Linked DNA regions of Homo sapiens: region 2 is linked to region 1. The links are chromatin contacts, found by Hi-C or POLR2A ChIA-PET in ENCODE. All regions are on one chromosome and are shown on one strand. The core of a region is the stretch at or near the end of the contact, and the rest is flanking DNA. Distances in the headings are between cores, read along the strand shown. Region 1 holds the start of LINC02026 (long intergenic non-protein coding RNA 2026). Region 2 has its middle 16 kb from the start of LINC00887.

The links. A loop is a pair of places that touch in the nucleus more often than their neighbours do. ChIA-PET counts read pairs that join two places held with the same protein, here RNA polymerase II (POLR2A). Pooled maps may share reads with other maps.
Region 2: a loop to region 1 is called in a map of endothelial cell of umbilical vein, with 6 times the contacts of the local background. The contact joins the enhancer-like site here to the promoter of LINC02026 in region 1. A Hi-C loop is called at or near these places in 5 of 168 maps with a recorded cell type or tissue (ascending aorta, endothelial cell of hepatic sinusoid, endothelial cell of umbilical vein and 2 more), 9 of 37 single-sample maps with no recorded cell type and 9 of 50 pooled maps. POLR2A ChIA-PET finds 5 or more read pairs at or near these places in 3 of 52 experiments (AG04450, GM10248 and activated CD4-positive, alpha-beta memory T cell).

The regions. Positions count from the first base shown.
Region 1 is chr3:193,999,605-194,006,045 of GRCh38, reverse strand. It overlaps LINC02026 (long intergenic non-protein coding RNA 2026), which reads left to right and starts at 2,387. Exons shown (of 3, transcript NR_033944.1): 1 at 2,387-2,461. It overlaps LINC02028 (long intergenic non-protein coding RNA 2028), which reads left to right. Exons shown (of 3, transcript NR_136179.1): 3 at 392-590. RefSeq lists an enhancer at 1,813-2,328 and a silencer at 2,692-2,861.
Region 2 is chr3:194,294,118-194,300,389 of GRCh38, reverse strand. No RefSeq gene overlaps it. Among named protein-coding and RNA genes, the nearest start is that of LINC00887, 16 kb to the left of the region's middle. Within about 2 kb of position 2,974, at least 20 of the 41 ENCODE cell types and tissues checked have a DNase peak (open chromatin) inside an H3K27ac peak, as active enhancers do; they include ascending aorta, endothelial cell of umbilical vein and ovary, where a contact is called at or near this core.

The sequences.
Region 1 (6,441 bases), core at 1,138-3,637:
GTTTTAACAGCACAGGTCTATGTAGCCTCTTCCTTCTCTTCCACGAAGCTGGCTGGGAGTGAGTGCTATATCCTCTTCACAGTTTAGAAAACAGAGGCTCAACATTTTAATATTCTCCAGAGCAGAGGTTCTTAACAGGACCCTTAGGTGGGGCTTCAGGGGGTCTTTGAACACCTGAAATGACCTGCAAAGACAAGTATATATTTGTATCTCCATAGGAGCGTGGGGGATGTGATTTTCATCAGATTCTACAAAGCTCTGTGACTCTGAAAGTTTCAGGACCACTACACTAGGGCTTCTCTTCTTTGTAAAATAATTGGCAGGTTAGTCCAATTATTTTTACATTCAGGCTTTTTTTTTTTTAATGTGTTTTCTCCTTTTTTTCCCTTAGTTGCTGACCTCCATAACAGCAGACAAAATTGGAAGCAAGAGTGATTTTGGAGGAGTCACACTTAGATGTTTCCCTTACCTATTTCTGTTCTGGAAATTTAAAAATCTTACTTCTCGTGACAGTCCTACATGAAAAATTAAAAATCACAAGGATTCATGGATGGAAAACTGAGACTCAGAGAATGATCACATTCACATCGTAATAAATCAGCAATAGAGTGAGTGATTGTTCCTTGGTAAGAAATCAACTCTAAACTCAGTTGGAAACCTTTGCCAATATTACTTAACACATGACAATCTGGTGTGACTCATTTTTCTTGACATTATGCAAATAAAGGAAACAAGACTGAGTGGCCTTCTGTCCGGAGAGCAGGAAATGAAGGCTGTCTGGGGCCACATGTTTCCTGGGACATGTGGTGTCAGAAATGGGTACTAGAAGAACCAGGCCTTTGTTCATGTCTTTTATTTTTTATTTTTGTTTTTTTTTAGATGGAGTCTCACTCTGTCGCCCAGGCTGAAGTGCAGTGGCACTGTCTCGGCTCATTGCGACCTCCGCCTCACCGGTTCAAGCAATTCTCCTGCCTCAGCCTCCCGAGTAGCTGGGATTATAGGCGCCCGCCACTACACCCAGCTAATTTTTGTATTTTTAGTAGAGACATGGTTTCACCATGTTAGCCAGGCTGGTCTAGAACTCATGACCTCGTGATCCACCCGCCTCCGCCTCCCAAAGTGCTGGGATTACAGGCGTGAGCCACGGTGCCTGGCTGCCATTGTTCATTTCTATTTCATGAGTGATCGGCTCTTGTTGGCCATGGCTGGAGGAGTCAGCTCCCAAAATCCACACTCTCTAGGAGTGCTGAACCATAAATAATCTATCAGGACTCCTAGATTCCACTCTCTAGAGCTGCAACCAGAAGTTCCTTCCTTCCCGGCCCTGCTTCCCACTAAAGGAAACATTTGACTTTTGGGGATGAGATGTTTCAAGCCAGCCAATCCTTCTCACAGGAAGCAGAACCCCAGCCACCATGGAGCTTATCCTTGGGGCGCAGAGAAACACTGACCTAATGCTGTAATCAAGTACTGGATTTTATTTTTAAATCTTTTTACCTCACAAGCTGACTTTATTCTGGCTAGAGGGCTCCTGAACCTCTGTAAACTCCCCAGGAGGTAATTTCCAGTGCTAATCTCGCTAACGAGGTGTCAGTTACAGAAATGGCCCACGCCCTGGTTTCTTCTAAGTGGACATTACAGTGTTTCTTCAGAGGGGCCTGTGCTGGGACACCTCGGAAATGGAAGAATTTATAGCAAGGATGTTATTTCTCACTAAGTGAGCAGAAGAGCTGGAAGATCTCTTTAGAGATCATTAGAAGGATGGGGAAACTGAGGCTCAGAGAAGGGCAGTGGCTGCCCGAGGCCACAGAGCTGAGTGGCAGCAGGGTTGGGTTAGAGACTGGACCTTGTGGCGGAGCTGGCCTGCTTTGGGCTGTTCCACACACCACTGACTTTCTAGATTGTTTCATGTTCATGGAATCATCCTCAAACTCTACTCCCCAAAATTGTACCATAGATTAACTTCGGGCACCCCCCAAGTCAAAACTTCAACAGCTAAGGGACACGGATCATGCGGCCTGCTGAACACGCCATCAAGTGGGGCAAAGTCTTCTTTCTTTGTGATCAGGGTATGCACTCTCCCTTGGCCTCTGAATAAGCTGTACCCAGGGTTCCTCGATGACTCAGCTGCAGCAGGCTATCCACCACACATGTCCGTGGCCACCACGGCGGGAACCGGGCTCACCATCACTTACCACTAGAGATGTCAAACCACCCCCCTCCTAACCCAGGCCCCACTGCGGCCTCCCTGCCCTGCTCCAGCCTCGGTCTGTTGTGCAAGAGCCAGAGGGGACTTACGATCACGGAGCCACACGCCCAGGCCCAACCCAGGCCCAGGAGCTCCACCCTAGGGAAACGCCTAAGTCAGAACAGAGCACTCCTAACCCCCCGGGGCAAGGAGGGGAGGCCAGGCAGCCGGAAGGAAACTCCTGAGCTTTTTACGGAATGCACAAGACAAAAGGTGAGGGTCTCCACGTAGGGAAAGAACGCATTATTATTTACGGCCTTGGTCTGGAGAGGAGAACATGCTGCTCTTTGCAGCCCGGCGTGTGATTCATTTCCCCCGGGAGCTGCAGGGCCGAGGCAGGGCGTGCGCTCCGGCAGCCTCCAGACAGCCGCGCACTCCCGCCCGCTCGTTTATTTATGGTGCTTTATCAGCGGCTGTGCACCGCGGCGATAAAGTTTATGAAAAGAGGCGGCGTCTCCGGCCGGCGGGCTGGGCCCGGCGCTCCTTTCCCACACTGATTAGGATCAGCCAGGGCTTTGGAAGCTGCAGTTAAGGATCTCGGGTGCCCGGAGCCTCGGCTCCCCCTTCCTGCCCCGCCCGCGGGCTGGCCGGCTGCTGGCCCGCGTGGGAGGCGAGGTCAGGGCTGCGGCCGCGGCCCTTCCCCTGGGAGCGGGAGGGAGGAGGGAGGAGGAGGAGAGAAGCCGCCCTGCGGGGGAGGGAGCTCCAAGGCCCCGGGAAGTGGGACAGCCAGAGAAAAATACCGTCCAAATATAAATGGGCAAGTCCCCACGTTAAGAGATGAACGAGAATTTTTTATTTTTTGAGACAGAGTCTCGCTCTGTTGTCCGGGTTGGAGTGCAGTGGTGAGATCTTGGCTCACTGCAACCTCCGCCTCCGGGGTTCAAGGGATTCTCCAGCGTCAGCCTCCCGAGTAGCTGGGATTACAAGCGCCTGCCACCAGGCCTGGCTAATTTTTGTATTTTTAGTAGAGATGGGGTTTCACCATGTTGGTCAGGCTGGTCTCGAACTCCTGACCTCAGGTGATCCACCCAACTCGGCCTCCCAAAGTGCTGAGATTACAGGCGGAACAGGAATTTAATAGGAATTTTTCTCCTCTGAAGGCGGTGCACCGTCTCCTCTCCCCCATTTACTTTCCTACATTCCTTTCTCCTTTCCCGTCATTTCACCTGCATTTACTGTGTCTTTGCATTAAGGCTTGATTCATTTTGTCCCTTTTCATAGCCATGTTTTGTTCAGTCCTTCAGAAGATAGAAATTGAACACCTGACTTGTGGACAGCACCTCTAAACACTGCAGAGAGAGATTCAGAGATGAATAGCCCTGGCCCTTAGGGTTCTTGCGGTCACAAGCACCGTCCAGTAAGAGCAGCCCATGGTTATGAGTAACAAGAGCAGACACTACGGCAGGCACTTGGTTTAGGGACATTGCCTTGTTTCATCCTCACGGTGACTTCAGGAGGACAGTGCCATCGTTACGCCGTTTAACAGATGGTAAAACTGAGGCCCAGAGAGGGGAGTGCCTTGCTTCAGATGACTCAGCAACGCAGTGGCTGAGCAAGGATTTGAACTCAGGCAGAATGGTGGCAGAGCCTGTTTGCCTAACTTCTAAATTTCCCTAACTCTCTAGAACAGAGGGTAGTAGGAGTGCAGCAGACAGGACAACTAACCCTGCCTGGAAAAGTCATGGTGGGCTTCCCGGAGGAGGCGTCCTTAGGCTGGGGCTTGAAGACGAGGTATTTACCAGACAAATAGTGGAGAAGAAGGCTGTCTTAAACAGAAAAAACTTCTTATGTGGTCCTGGGTTCTGAGGGCCCAGCTCTTCTCACCCTCCTTCTCCGAGGAGTGGGGGAACGGAAGTGCAGAGCCTTCGTGTTTTACCCTCCTTCTCCGAGGAGTGGGGAACGGAAGTGCAGAGCCTTTATGTTTTGTGACAGTGGAATCCCCTTCGCGGGCCACCTCCTCGATCTGAAAGGCTCTATCTGCAGCTACTGAATTCCCTTCAGCTCGTAAGTCTTAATAGCAATGTCATCCCCTTCTGAAAACTTTCCTGGACTGCTCCTTATCTTGCTGCCGGTGATTGAAAGCAATCCTTTCCTCTCTCTTCCCTCACACCTGCCTGTTTGCATTAAAGTTCTTGAGTTGGACTCCATCAGTCTTTATTTTTTATTTGTTTAATTTATTTTTTAGAGACAGGGTCTCACAATGTCACCCAGGCTGGAGAGCCGTGGCATGATAATGGCTTACTGCAGCCTCATCCTCCTGGCCTCAAGCAATCCTCCTGCCTCAGCCTGCCAAGTAACTAGGACTACAGGTGTGTGCCACCATGCCTGGCTAATTTTATTTTATTTTTTTGAGACAGAGTCTTGCTCTGTAGCCCAGTCTGGAGTGCAATGGCGTCATCTCGGCTCACTGCAAGCTCCGCCTCCTGGGTTCAAGCGATTCTCCTGTCTCAGCCTCCAGAGTAGCTGGGATTACAGGCGTGTGCCACCATGCCCAGCTAATTTTTGTATTTTTAGTAGAGAGGGGGTTTCACCATGTTGGCCAGGCTGGTCTCGAACTCCTGACCTCAGGTGATCTGCCTTCCTCAGCCTCCCAAACTGTTGGGATTACAGGCGTGAGCCGCTGCACCTGGCCTCTGGCTAATTTAAAAAAATTTTTTGGCCAGACACGGTGGCTTCCATCTTTAATACCGGCACTTCAGGAGGCCAAGGCAGGAGATTTGCTTGAGCCCAGTAGTTTGAGACCAGTCTGGGCAACATAAGAAGACCCCCATCTCTACAAAAAAAAAAATAAATAAAAAAAAAAAAAATAAGCCAGGCATGGTGGCGCTCGTCTGTGGTCCCAGCTAATACGGAGGTTAAGGTGCAAGGATTGCATGAGCCTGGGAGGTCAAGGCTGCAGTGAACTCTGATCACATTCCAGCCTGTGACTGTACTCCAGCCTGAGTGACAGAGCAAGACCCTGTCTCAAAATAAATAAATACATACATACATAAATAAATAAGTTTAATTTAAAAATAAATTTATTTCTGTAGAGATGGGTCTCACTCTTTTGCCCAGGCTGGTCTTGAACTCCTGGCCTCAAGTGATTCTCCCAAGTTGACCCCCCAAAGTGCTGGAATTATAGGCATAAGCCACTGCACCCAGCCCATTAGTGTTTATTACTAGACTGTGAGTTCCTGGAGAGCACTGGTATACTCATTTGCTTCTTACTTGCTTCTGCCCAGGCTGGTTTAGTATCCTACTCATAGAAGGTTCTTAGTAACCGCATTTGGTGAATAAATGGAGGAGAGTGGGAAGGCTGTGATCGAATAGGTATCTCTTGTCTCCTCTTTACCCCTTGATAAATTTCACAATCAAGCAAGCTAAAAATGGAGATGTGTGTCTCCACCAGACAAGGTCTGGACCACTCTCTGCCAAGACAGCACGAAGAGCAGGACACTGCCAGCAACCAGGTGGGTTGAGACAGAGTAACCCAAGCTGCTAGCCCGTCAAATCTCTCCAGACTGGGAACAGGATTAGTCCTGGGGCTTGGGTCTAGCATTGAGTCAACAAGCGGAAGTCATGTTGCCCTAGTTATTGGGGAGAGGGCTGTGAGGGCCAGGAACCAGGCAGGTCACTGCATAGTCCATCTTGAATTCAGTGAGGCATTCCATAGGGCCAATGACACAGGAGACATTTGACACCATAGGGTATAATATCAACTCTAGGCAGCCGTCAGGGCCAGTGCCCAGGGGATCAGGGCTGTGTCTTTTTCTTTGTTATTTTTTGTTTGTTTGTTTAGAGCTAGTTTTTAAAAAGTTTAATTGAAAAAGTAATACATGCACATGATCTAAAAATTAAAATGATTCAAAAACGTATACAGTGAACGTTCTGCCTCCCACCATCAACTTCTCAACTCATCTCCTTCCGCAGGTGCAGCCGTCATTAAAAGTTTCTTTTCCCAGAGATGCTACATGCATGCATATGCAATATTTCTATTTTTTCTTATGATGACTTAATGAGGCTGTTGTGAACTGAATACAGTTGCAGGTGTTGATGACATTGTTACAGTTGTTGGCACTCTGGAAAAGGGATATAAGGCCCATTGAACTTGAGAACTAGAAGACTACTCTTGCACATTCTGAATGACATTCAGTAATTAAAAGTGTGGAGTAATAAAATTTGGATATCTCAAATATTACCTGGAAAAAGGC
Region 2 (6,272 bases), core at 1,725-4,224, 290 kb before region 1:
GGAGAGACTGGGTGTGGGCCGTGAGGTTTAGGAGGCTTTAGGAGAAGGAAGATCCTCTCTCAGGAGTGAAATGATCTTATCTGAGAGGATGGAAGTGGTGAGGGCATCAGCATGGGTCCTGGGCTGCGGCTGTGCCTCTTCCTCCCCATGCTGACACGTGCTTGCCCACAAGCGCCCCGGGCCTCTACATCTCTTGGTAGTTTAAAGCTCTATTTTAGTCTCAACTAGCAGTTTCTCTCACTGGTAGATCTAAGTTCTAAGACTATTCAATGGGTTCTGTTTCTTTTTTTAAGAATTAAAAAAACTGTTCCAGTTAATTCACGGTCACTATGAAAAAAATAGGCAGGACATGTAAATAAAAGATTAAAATATATACAAATCAAAGAAGGAAGTACACCCAGGCCAGTTATCAGGCAAGCTTGCCAGACATCAATCCAGCAAGAAAACGATAGTGTGCTTTGAAAATGCCAAATCCGGCCGGGCGGGCGGCTCCCGCCTGTGATCCCGGCACTTTGGGAGGCCGAGGCGGGCGGATCACGAGGTCAGGAGATCGAGACCATCCTGGCTAACACGGTGAAACCCCGTCTCTACTAAAAATACAAAAAATTAGCCGGGCGTGGTGGCGGGCGCCTGTAGTCCCAGCTACTTGGGAGGCTGAGGCAGGAGAATGGCGTGAACCCGGGAGGCGGAGCTTGCAGTGAGCCGAGATGGCACCACTGCACTCCAGCCTGGGCAACAGAGCAAGACTCTGTCTCAAAAAAAAAAAAAAAAAAAAAGAAAAAGAAAAGAAAATGCCAAATCCGGCCAGGTGCGGTGGCTCATGCCTGTAATCCCAGCATTTTGGGAGGCCAAGGCGGGTGGATCACCAGAAGTCAGGAGTTCAAGACCAGCTTGACCAACATGGAGAAACCCCGTCTCTACTAAAAATACAAAATTAGCTGGGCATGGTGACGCATGCCTGTAATCCCAGCCACTCGGGAGCCTGAGGCAGGAGAATCACTTAAACCCAGGAGGCAGAGGTTACTGTGAGCCAAGATCGTCCCATTGCACTCCAGCCTGGGCAACAAAAGTGAGACTCTGTCTCAAAAAAAAAAAAGAAAAAAGAAAGAAAAAAAGAAAATGCCAAATCCATTACTTCTTTGGGAACCTCAGGTGTAACCGCTGGTGTGCTGTGGATGACACAGCATCACTGGGATCTGGTGCCTGGTATGAGCTGTGTGAAGGAGTAGGAGTGTGCTCACCCATCCGCAGGGCCACCGTTGGTCACTGTCCTACATTTTCCCTCCTTGCTCCCAGGGCTAGTCCTGGTTAGGTGTGGGCGGCAATCTGGGGACAGCAGTCAGCTTGCTGTCTGCTCCACTCTGCAACAAACTGCCTTCCTCAGTGCCCACCCCAACGGAGAAGGAACAAATGGTCTTCTGTTTGGATGGAGGAGAGGATTTGTATCTGTTCTCAGCTGCCTGTGGGTTTGTGCTTCCCACCTGCCTGCCCAGGCCTCATCTGATGTATCAGGAGTCCTCTGGGCGGGCACCAATGAGGGCAGCCTTTCAACTAATCCGGGGTGCCACCGAGGAGCTGGAGTGCGAGCTCTTTGGCCCTATGGGAAGCTCCCCTGGGAGGCTGCACTCTTTTCTACCAGTGAATGTTCTTTCACCCACTTCCTGCGGGCGCTGGCCAGATCCTCTGTGAGCAGTGGAGCTTGGCATGGTTCAGCGTGGAGCAGCCCTCCCAGCCACCCAGGGAAATCTCTCCATTCAATTACCTCCTGGCTTCCCACGCGTGGCCCATTAGCCTTGTCTGGGGCTCTTATGCATCAGGATTTATCATTGTGCAGCACCTGCGGGGGAGCTTGCCCCAGGCTTTGAAGGTCCTTCTGCAGAGGAGCTTAGGCAGGAGCAGGGGGCGCACGGAGGAGGTTTCTCTCAGTGGAGGAGCACGTGCTATGATTTCCTAGCCTGCTGTTGACGCTCCATTGCGGTCCTCATCACTTCAGAGCACTTTCATTCTTATTTTATTTTTAAATTTTTAAAAGAGACTGGGTCTCTTTTGTTGCCCAGGCTAGAGTACCGTGCTGTGATCACAGCTCCCTGGAGGCTTAAACTCCTGGGCTCAAGCAATTCTCGTGTCTCAGCCCCCTGAGTCGCTAAGACTACAGGTGGGCATCACCATGCCTGGCTAATTGATTTTATTTTTTAGAGATGAGCTCTTGCCACGTTTCCCAGACTGTGCTTGAACTCCTGGCCTCAAGCAATCCTCCCACTTCAGCCCCAAGAGTTGCTGGGATTACAGGGGGAAGCCACCTTGTCCGGCCCAGAAGCACTTTTCAAAGCCTCTTACGTTGGATGCTGTAGGTTCCATGCGACAATGACACTAATTATGATTTAAGCAGCACCTACTAGAAAGGAGCGTGTCTCATACATTATTGATCACTCTTAAAACTGCCTAGCTCCACGTGGTGGCTCACTCCTGTAATCCCAGCTCTTTGGGAGGCTGAGGCAGGCGGATCACCTGAGGTCAGCAGTTCGAGACCAGCCTGGCCAACATGGCGAAACCCCCTTTCTCTACTAAAAATACAAAAATTAGCCAGGCGTGGAGGCGCGTGCCTGTAATCCCAGCTACTTGGGAGGCTGAGGCAGGAGAATCACTTGAACCTGGGAGACGGAGGTTGCAGTGAGCCGAGATTGCACCACTGCACTCCAGCCTGGGTGACAGAGTGAGACTCCATGTAAAAACAAACAAACAAAGAACCCCAAACTGCCTAGCTCCATTTTGTTCAACAAGAGGCTCAGAGAGTATGTTTGAGGTCACCCACGTGTGTATTTTACGTCTAAAACCTCTCCTGACCCTCGAATGACCCACTCCTGGCTGTAGTCAGTTAGGTCTGTTCAGCCGCAGGAGAGGAGGCTCACAACGGCCAGGCAGGCTCCGATCTTCTCAATGTGGTCCCTCGCTGTGGCGGCTTAGCTTAGATCTTCTCTCAAACTCAGGCCGCTAGAGGGTCCCCACCGGGAAAGGGACACGCCAGGGCGTGGGGCAGGTCTGGAGCGGCCCGGGGCCGGGTGGATCCCGGCGCTCTGCTTTTACCTGGCAGGCGGGAGCGGTCCGGCGGGGCGTGGGCGCAGCGGGGGCCCGGGGCTGGAGGGGAGGGGACGGAGGGGGCAGGAGGGGGAGGGCCGGGAGGAGCCAGCAAGCTGGCGGCGGCGGCGGCCTTGAGCCACTGGCTGGGGCTGGTTGTGGCCGAGGCTGTGGCGAGAGGCGGGGCCGCTGGTGTGGCCAACGAGCCCGTAATGAAGCCCGGCGCCTGAGTCCCCTTTGTTCCCGGGGAACTACTTAAAAAGCCCCCTCCTCAGTCCCCGTGCGGGGCGAATGAGGACAATGGCCGGAGTCGCAGTGGGCAGAGCGGAACGCCCCCTTCAGAGAGGCCTTTCCAGCCGCGCGGCCCGGGGGACTGCAGGCGGGGCGCGCGCTGCCCTTCGAGGCCAAGAGGCCAACGGTGAAACAACAAAGATTTTTTTTTTCTTTCTTTTTTCTTTTTTTTTTAGAAAGAAATCTCGCCATTGCCGGGAATGGGTAAATCACTCAGGCCGCGTGGGTCCTTGGCAGATGGCAGAGGCGGCTTCCCAGTCCCCCACCTGGCACTAGAGGGACGGGGCGCGCACCCAACGGTGGCACGCATCGCCGAATTTTCCTGAATGCCGCTGTGGCACATTCCTGGCCTTTGCAGTTATTAGGAAATGAGAGGATCTTTTTTCCTTCTACTCTCCCCTCCCCCTGCCTTCGTTTTTCTTCCAGGCATGGAATTATCTACTTTAGCAGTTCAAAAGACATTCCATTCCCATGACAAAGACAGAAAGGGGTGATGTTGGCATACTGTAGCCCTCTTTCTCATAGGGAGACTTGAGCAATAAATCATAATGAATGAGAATTTAAAATAGCATTTATTTAACCTTTAATAGTACACCTTGCTGATTTTCAAAGCGTCACCAACAGCTTTGTTTTTCACATTCCCCAGCAAGGGTCCAACTCAAACTTTGAGCAGACAGTAGCGAATTTTATTCCTCTCATATATTCCTAAAAAAAAATGGGTTGAGGGGATTCGTGTTCCGCTCCCTCTCAGCTCTTAAATGTCTTAAGTCTATCACTGAACAAAGACTGACAGAAGATTTTAAAATAGAATGCAAAACTATCATCACAGCAAATATCTACTTACATCTTTTTTTTTTTTTTTTAGATGGAGTCTCGCTTTGTCGCCCAGGCTGGAGTGCAGTGATGCGGTCTCGGCTCACTGAAGCCTCCTCTTTCCGAAGCCTACGCCTCCCAGGTGCAAGCGATTCTCCTGCCTCAACCTCCCAAGTAGCTGGGATTACAGGCGTCCGCCACCACACCCGGCTACTTTTTTTTTTTTTTTTTTGAAACGGAGTCCCGCTCTGTCGACCAGGCTGAATGGAGTGCAGTGCCGCGCTCACTGCAAGCTCCGTCTCCCGGGTTCACGCCATTCTCCTGCCTCAGCCTCCCGAGTAGCTGGCACTACAGGCGCCCGCCACCACGCCTGGCTAATTTTTTTTTTTTTTTTGTATTTTTAGTAGAGACGAGGTTTCAGCATGTTAGCCAGGATGGTCTCGACCTCCTGACCTCGGGATCCGCCCGCCTTGGCCTCCCAAAGTGCTGGGATTACAGGCGTGAGCCACTGTGCCCGGCCCTTTTTTTTTTTTTTAAAGTAGAGACGAGGTTTTGGCATGTTGGCCAGGCCAGTCTCCAACTCCTGACCTCAGGTGATCTGCCCGCCTCAGCCTCCCAAAGTGCTGAGATTACAGGCCTGAGCCACTGTTCACGACCCCACGCCCAGCTCTACTTATATCTTCTATTTAGCACTCTTCTTTCTGGCTTGGAACCCACCTATCTCTTTTCCAGAGGCAATGATATACACAGGTATCCACCTTAGCTCACCCAAGACGGGCTCACACCAGTGAATGCCAGAGTATCTGGAAGTGGTTGATCAAAAACATTCTCAATAATGGGTAATCCAGCAGGAGACACCAACCTCGACAAAAATGAAAGGTCAGGGGGATTTTCCCCCAAAAGAACGGAATATTCTAAAAGTTTGAACACCTTTTAACAGTCTTGGGCTTTCATCCCTGTGTGTGTTGCAATTTACAGTTGTGCTTGAGGATGGGAGAATATCCTAGGTCATTGTTTTCAGTAAGGGTCATTTTTAGCTTCTCAGAATGTGACTCTGGTATGTTCCATTGCACAGGTATTTTTCACAGTTCCCTAGGCCTGACTGGTCTGAGAGTATTTAAGGCTGCCCCAGAGAGGAGCCCCTAGCCAGGCGATTCCCGGCTTGTGCAGGAATCGCAGTGGAAGGACAATGGGCCAATTACTAGCAAAGCCTGCGGTCTCCCTGGGAGAGGTTAAGGAGGAGAGCACATGGCCTTTAAGCTACCGTGTCATCTGTTCTGGGGCTTAATCAAGTTATCATATCACCCCAGTGTCTCCCGGCTTCTATCCATCGATTTGAATGAAGACAAAAATTTGCAGACAAATTTCTAGCAGCAGGAAGTTGGTGCTCTCCTGTGAGGCTGGATGAAAAGCACCTGTAACCTTGCCGGCCTCCATCTAGCTCCTGCTGGGAGCTGCTTCAGGCAGCAGCCTGCTGGATTCAGAGCCTGCCTGTCAGTGGAAGCTGGGCTCGGGGGAGGATGCTAGTATGTGTTTCAAGAGAATGGCCTGGAGCAGGCTCAGCTGTGGCTAGGACGGCACAATGTGGCCAGCTACTGGGGAATGGGTAGGTGGACACTGTCACCTTCCTTTTGATATTGACCTGGAGTCATATTTAAGTTAAGACAGAGCTGGCGTGCAACAATCCTCATGATGGTTTGAAGGGAAACTGTTTCTGTCTCTGGAGGGAGGGTAAGAGTCAAGGAGCTCTCCCACACTGCCATGAAGGCCAGACCTCTACTCCTCTCTGAGCTGGTTTCCTTCTCGGTGAAGCTCAAGCATGTAGTAATTTGCATCTAATCTGCAGGGTGGAAGAGAAAGGAAGTTTGATGTAGTAGATTGAGCATTGTTTGGGAGTCATAAGACATGTTCTAGACCTAGCTCTACAACTTGGGTAAGTGGCTTAGCCGCTTTTTTTCTTGGTTATTTCGCGTATAAGATGGGGATAATGATCCAGGCTGTTGCCTACTTCACAGGTTATGAACCAAGGAGATGAAAGATGCTGATCAGTCAATGAAAAAAATTTAAAAACCACATTACTAGTGCCTCTAAAG